Linked DNA regions of Homo sapiens: region 1 is linked to region 2. A link is a loop called in an ENCODE intact Hi-C map of the cell type or tissue named here. Cell type or tissue: PC-3. All regions are shown on one strand. Each heading gives the region's core, and the rest is flanking DNA. Links, peaks and the distances in the headings are about the cores only. Region 1 overlaps USH2A (usherin). Region 2 has its middle 41 kb from the start of USH2A.

Region 1 (2,791 bases), core at 29-2,528, 140 kb after region 2:
GGATACAATGCTTAAATTTTCTATATGAGGTAGTTTCTATTAACAATACTTGAGAAACTTCTACATCTGCCTTTTTTAAATTGGTTTGTTGACTTTATACCTACTAGAGAATGTAGAACAATAAACGTGATTAATTATTTTGATACATGGGAAATTCTCAAGAGACTGATCTATTAGACTTGGAGACAAGAAGAATGAGCATTTGAAGTATTGTGATATATTTTTCTATTTTCAGTGAACAAATAATTATATAGACTCAGGCTAGCTTTAATGACATTATTTCCTTATCTTGAGAGTAGATGGGAAATCTTTCTTAGGGCTTCTTAAAAGCACACAGAATTTTAAAAAATTTAAGTGAAATTCTGCTTAGGATGCCTTTGAACTTTCTTCTTCAGCTTATGATATCATGGTATAATAGTATATTGTTGTATGGATGAGTTGATCTTATTTACTTCTATTAAAAATCAAAAAGAAGAATGTTCATTCATATTTCTTCAAGGCAGATATAAATTAGTGTGGTGGGTTTCCAAATGAGAAGACTAGCCCTTGTAAATTTAGAAGCATTGCTTTTGATGTGGTTCTTAGTCCATGGCAGATCATTAACAATATAAACATTCTTTCTTACCAGGCTATATAATCAAGGTATGCCTCAGTAAAGGGTGCCATGGCCCTGGAACACAGTGTTAGGTGTATTTACTGCCAAAAGCCTTACTATATTTTAGATCACCTTTGTCTAAAATGCTGAAGGGCAATGTTGTAGTAATTCTTTGGGAATAAAGTTTTTCCTTGGGAGTGAAAGATTTTATACTGGATTCTATACTGGTAGCTTTTGGTCCCATTCAAAACTTGGTATCAGTTGAAAAGAATTGATGAGATTTAAAGAAGGTATGACTTCATGTGATTTAATGAATGGAAAAGCTGCCTGACTCCTTCACTGCTCCACTGGGGTCTGAGAGGAAAAGCCTGGTTTCTCTGGTAAGACCTTGATTACTAATTTTGGCCTACCTGAAATGTCTGGGAAGGTGCTATGTGGAAGAATGCCTATAAATAGAATGACTAATTCTGGTCTAGAACAAGTATATTGCCCCTAATGGAAAAATTAAATATATCTACCTGGAATTGGCATTCTTTGACTGTTGGCAGCCGCCATATGATCTGAAGCCAATGAAGCATTACAGGATGTCAGGATCTGTACTGATGAGTCACAGGAAACCATTGACAAATGGCCTTGGCCTCAGTCCTTCACTTAAAACAGAAGCAGATAAAATGATACTTGCTTTCGTACTTCTTTCCCATGGATGAACTGAAAACATTATCTATAACTCTCATTGTTCTCCATATATTATTGTTCACTCTCAGTAGTTAGTTTAGCATCCTAAGTAAATGTGATCATTTCTATATTATCACAAATAGACACGGTAAAATATTGTGGTATTTAAATAAGTATCTTAATAATCAGACAAGGGCTTATGCATGCTTCTTGATATAAATAAAAAGTTAATATTAAAATGTGTGGGTTTTGATATACATTTTATGATAATGAATTTGTTTATTTGGCCAAAAATAAGTTTTATTTTATGTTTCATGCATCAAATTATTAAAACTAAATGGATACTCATGAAAGCACTAAACGAGTGACATTCATTTGTAACGACTCCTAGAAGTTCTATTACTGTTAAGCTCTTTGTCCTTACAGTCTCCCTCTTGACTCCCACAGAGAGATTCTGGAAGTCTTCTCTGGAGATCTTCTCAGATTGCATGCCCAATCACATTGCCGTTGCCCTGGCAGCCACCCGCGGGTCCACCCTTTGGCACAGCGGTACTGCATTCCTAATGATGCAGGAGACACAGCTGATAATAGAGTGTCACGGTTGAATCCTGAAGCCCATCCTCTCTCTTTTGTCAATGATAATGATGTTGGTACTTCATGGGTTTCAAATGTGTTTACAAACATTACACAGCTTAATCAAGGAGTGACTATTTCAGTTGATTTGGAAAATGGACAGTATCAGGTAATGAGAAACGATAAGGTGTACATTAATTTCCTGTGGTTATTGCAACAAATGCCCACAAACTTCATGTCTTAAAACAACAGAAATATATTCCCTAACAGTTCTGGAGATCAGAAATATGAAATCAACATGTTGGCAGGGCTACATTCCCTTAAAGATTCCAGAGGAGGATCCCTCCTTGCCATTTGCAGCTCCTGGTGGCCCTTGGTGTTACTTGGCTTGTGGCACCACAACTTCAATCTCTGCCTCCATTTTCACATGGTGTCCTTCCTTGTTTCTCTGTGAGCATCAATTATCCCTTTTCTTTCTCTTATATAAGGCCCACCCTATTAGACCCAGGATGATCTCATATTGACATCCTTAATTATACTGCAAAGACCCTATTTACAAATAAAGTCACATTTACAGGTTTGGACAGTAGTACTTGGACATATCTATTTGGGAACACAATTCAACCCACTACAAGGTGAAAACTGAACTAGGCAATTGAACCTTGCCTCAATAAAGTAGTGTATTATAATGTATACAATAAAAATATCTAAAAGACAACATGTAGGACCTTATGTTTGAGATTTGTATCAAAATGATATTTATGAAATGTTGAAAATAATTATTTTTATTAAGTAGCAAAAATTAATACAAACTAAGGTGCTTTTTCTAAATTAAGAAGTCTCTATATATGACATTTATTTCATAGAAGTAATGTTCTTTGTTTATGTCTTTATTTGCATGTTGATTTATAAAATCCTTGAGCAAATGAACAGATACACAATTATAGA
Region 2 (3,046 bases), core at 232-2,731:
AAGTCATTGTAAATTTTATCCAACATCACTTACAATGAATGGAGAGACCTTTTCATGCCAAGACTACCAAAGTGTCTCTTTGTTCAGCCTTTCAATCCACAGAAGTGGGGTTGCTGTGTGCACAGTACACTCTCCCCTAGGTGTAGCCTCCTTAGGTGGCCCTGCTGACTTGGATGTATCAGTCCTACAGGCTAGTTTCTTTCATCGGTGACCCAGGGCACCCAACACTTCTTCCTGTGCACCCAGCCAATGTCATCAGTGAATCAGACTCTTTTTTTTTTTTTTTTTGAAATGGAGTCTCGCTCTGTCGCTCAGGCTAGAGTGCAGTGGCGCGATCTCGGCTCACTGCAAGCTCCGCCTCCCGGGTTCATGCCATTCTCCTGCCTCAGCCTCCGGAGTAGCTGGGACTACAGGCGCCCGCCACCATGCTTGGCTAATTTTTGTGTACTTTTAGTAGAGACGGGGTTTCCCCGTGTTAGCCAGGATGGTCTCTATCTCCTGACCTCATGATCCGCCAGCCTCGGCCTCCCAAAGTGCTGGGATTACAGGCATGAGCCACCGCGCCCAGCCCAGACTCTTTATATATTAGCTGCCTCTGGATAGAGTGGTTTAGTTATAGCTTCCTAAAAGGAGAATAATCCATGTCAAGTATAGTTGAGAATGCAAACATTGTGGCAAGAGCACTTGATTTGGATCCAAGCGCCCTGGGTTCAAATTTCCACTCTCTAATTTACGAGAGAGATCACTTAATCTCTCCAAACTTTAGTATTCTTTCTTAACAATGGTGATCAATATCACCTACTTCCCAGAGCTGTTATGAAGATTAAAATAAGTTAGTATACATAGATACGGTTTTTAAAATTTTAGATACCATGTTAAGTTTGGGTAGCACCAAACTTGCTGATCATAATAACATATGTGTATGTAAACACCTTAGTAGAATCTATTACGTGCCAGACTCTGTTTCAAGTGCTTTGTTATATTATATCTCATCTAATCCTCCTTACATCCCTCAGTAGTTGGTGCAGTGCATATACCCATTGCATAAGAGGGTAAACTGAGAGGTTAAGCAACTTGCTGCTCAGTCACATAGCTAGTAAATGAATGAGCTGAAATTTGACTCCAGGGTCCATGTTCATAACCAGTATACTATTCTGCCTCTTAAACAACATAATAATGATCATGATAATAGCAATTACACTCATACCATATATATACATCTTCTGATGAGTCAGTATGTTTGACATTTTCTCTAACTATCCCGTACTCTTTAATCATTGGCCCAGCTCCTGAGCAAATATTTTTTGGTAAAGTAAGGGAATGACTCAGTGTGTAGAAATTTAAAATACATGTCCTAATACAGTGGTTCAACAATCTCATCTTCCCTCTGGGTGACCGTATTATTAGGAACAGCGAAATTTAAATAGTAATAGAATATTTTCATTTGATATAAAATATTAATGATGGTTTTAAACTATATTTTCAAGGAAATTACTGGTCACATCTGTGTCCACAATATATTCTGCCACCTCTTTTATTTTAGCTGTCTTCAATTTAGAGAAAATGCATTAAACTTGTATTTATCTCTTCTCAGGTATTCATGACACTTTAAAGATTGCTTAGTTACACTTATGCTTGTCATCCTCAGCATGTAGTTTGACAAATGTAGTTACAAAAGATGTGACTGCTGTCTGGTCATACTGTAAAACTTTTTATCTAACACCATATTGAGCTCCCATTCCTCCCAATGGCAGAAGGTGTTTTAGTCAGTTCTGGGTTTTCTCAGTCATTTTAGACTTTAACTTGGTTAATTAAAAAATTTTCCCTCTTTATTCTACTCCCATAAGTAGTGTTTAATGCCTGGGGCTCATGCCATCATGGAGAAGCCTAGTCATGATGCCATCTGCTGAGGTAGCCACGGTTCTGCATCATCTCTGGTCTTCTAGCTTCCTTGTCTTGAACTCAAGGCCCTTTCTTTTGACATTGGCCAACCATCAGCATTTACATAATTCTTTTGGGGGCATAGGAAAGTTGGGGATAGCGTCTTGTGCTTTCTGGGATTTGGGAGATTTGCAGGGGTGAACGTGGGTGAGTTGGGGGTGGACAGTGTCTCCTGTTTTCTCTACCCAAACCTGCCCCTATTTAATACCCTTGACTTCTGCTGCTGTTACCTTTCAGCATAGGATCTCATTTACTTGATTGGGTTCCTATTGACCTTAAAGCCTTCCTATTCACAGGTAATCAAACTTACTGGGGATTCATTCAGCCCTTTCAACTCTGCTCCTCTCCCCTCCCTGAAGGAGGATCTTATTTTTTCTAGTTTGGGGTTTAGAGATGGGCAGAGTACAATATAAAATTGGTTCTGTATGCTTCCACATGCTTACGAATCTTTCCTTGTAGGACTAAGCACTTTGATGTGACAGTCAAGGTGACGATGGTTTTGCCCAGTGATCCCAGTGTAACTAGGTACCTAGCTCTAGGTGCTGCTGAAATGGGAGAGGGTGGAAGTAAACAGAGAAATGGACTGTGCGGGGGTGGGGGGATGTCCTGTCAGTATCCTCTAACCACATCTATTTAATTGCATTTCTTTTCTTTCCCTTCCTTTCCTTTTAAAGACAAATGATGGAGAAATGTGGTGCAGTTTGTGTTGTTTGAAGAAATGTTTGGAGTTCTGCTTTTCTGTCTGATAAAAGTCCTGTTTCAGCTATCTTGTCTGGCTGCTCATGGCAGTGAATTCAATCTCTGTCTCTCTCTCTACTTGGGCTATATTATTTCCTTCCATTTAAATTTTTATTTAATTATGTACATTTATTTTTGTTAGCAACCTAAAGTTGAATTCCATAATTTACTGAATTTTTAGCATTTTAATAAATAAGAATTTGTAAATTAAGGCTCAAATATCCAAACAACATACGCATTGCTTCTTTTTGGCTTATTTATTTTTCAAATTTTTATTGAAGTGCCCATATAATTCCTTATGCCATCATTATGCTGGGTAGTTGAGATATGGCAGTGAAAAAGTAGATTACAGTCTTCACTTTTACGG

The links. Hi-C counts contacts between places; a loop is a spot of excess contacts. Peaks named below come from ENCODE experiments on the same cell type or tissue, not always from the same donor. Only the 100,000 strongest peaks of a DNase experiment are listed, where the experiment ranks them.
Region 1: it touches region 2 in a loop (5-fold over the local background); 2 of 110 quality-filtered maps call a loop at or near these places.

Annotation. Positions count from the first base shown.
Region 1 is chr1:216,324,526-216,327,316 of GRCh38, reverse strand. It overlaps USH2A (usherin), which reads left to right. Exons shown (of 72, transcript NM_206933.4): 6 at 1,718-2,012. Among named protein-coding and RNA genes, the nearest start is that of USH2A, 98 kb to the left of the region's middle. In PC-3, for the core only: no CTCF peak of the experiment used is centred there; a DNase peak (open chromatin) is centred at 1,086; H3K27ac peaks cover 1,216 bases.
Region 2 is chr1:216,462,794-216,465,839 of GRCh38, reverse strand. No RefSeq gene overlaps it. Among named protein-coding and RNA genes, the nearest start is that of USH2A, 41 kb to the right of the region's middle. In PC-3, for the core only: no CTCF peak of the experiment used is centred there; a DNase peak (open chromatin) is centred at 1,199; H3K4me3 peaks cover 319 bases; H3K27ac peaks cover 519 bases.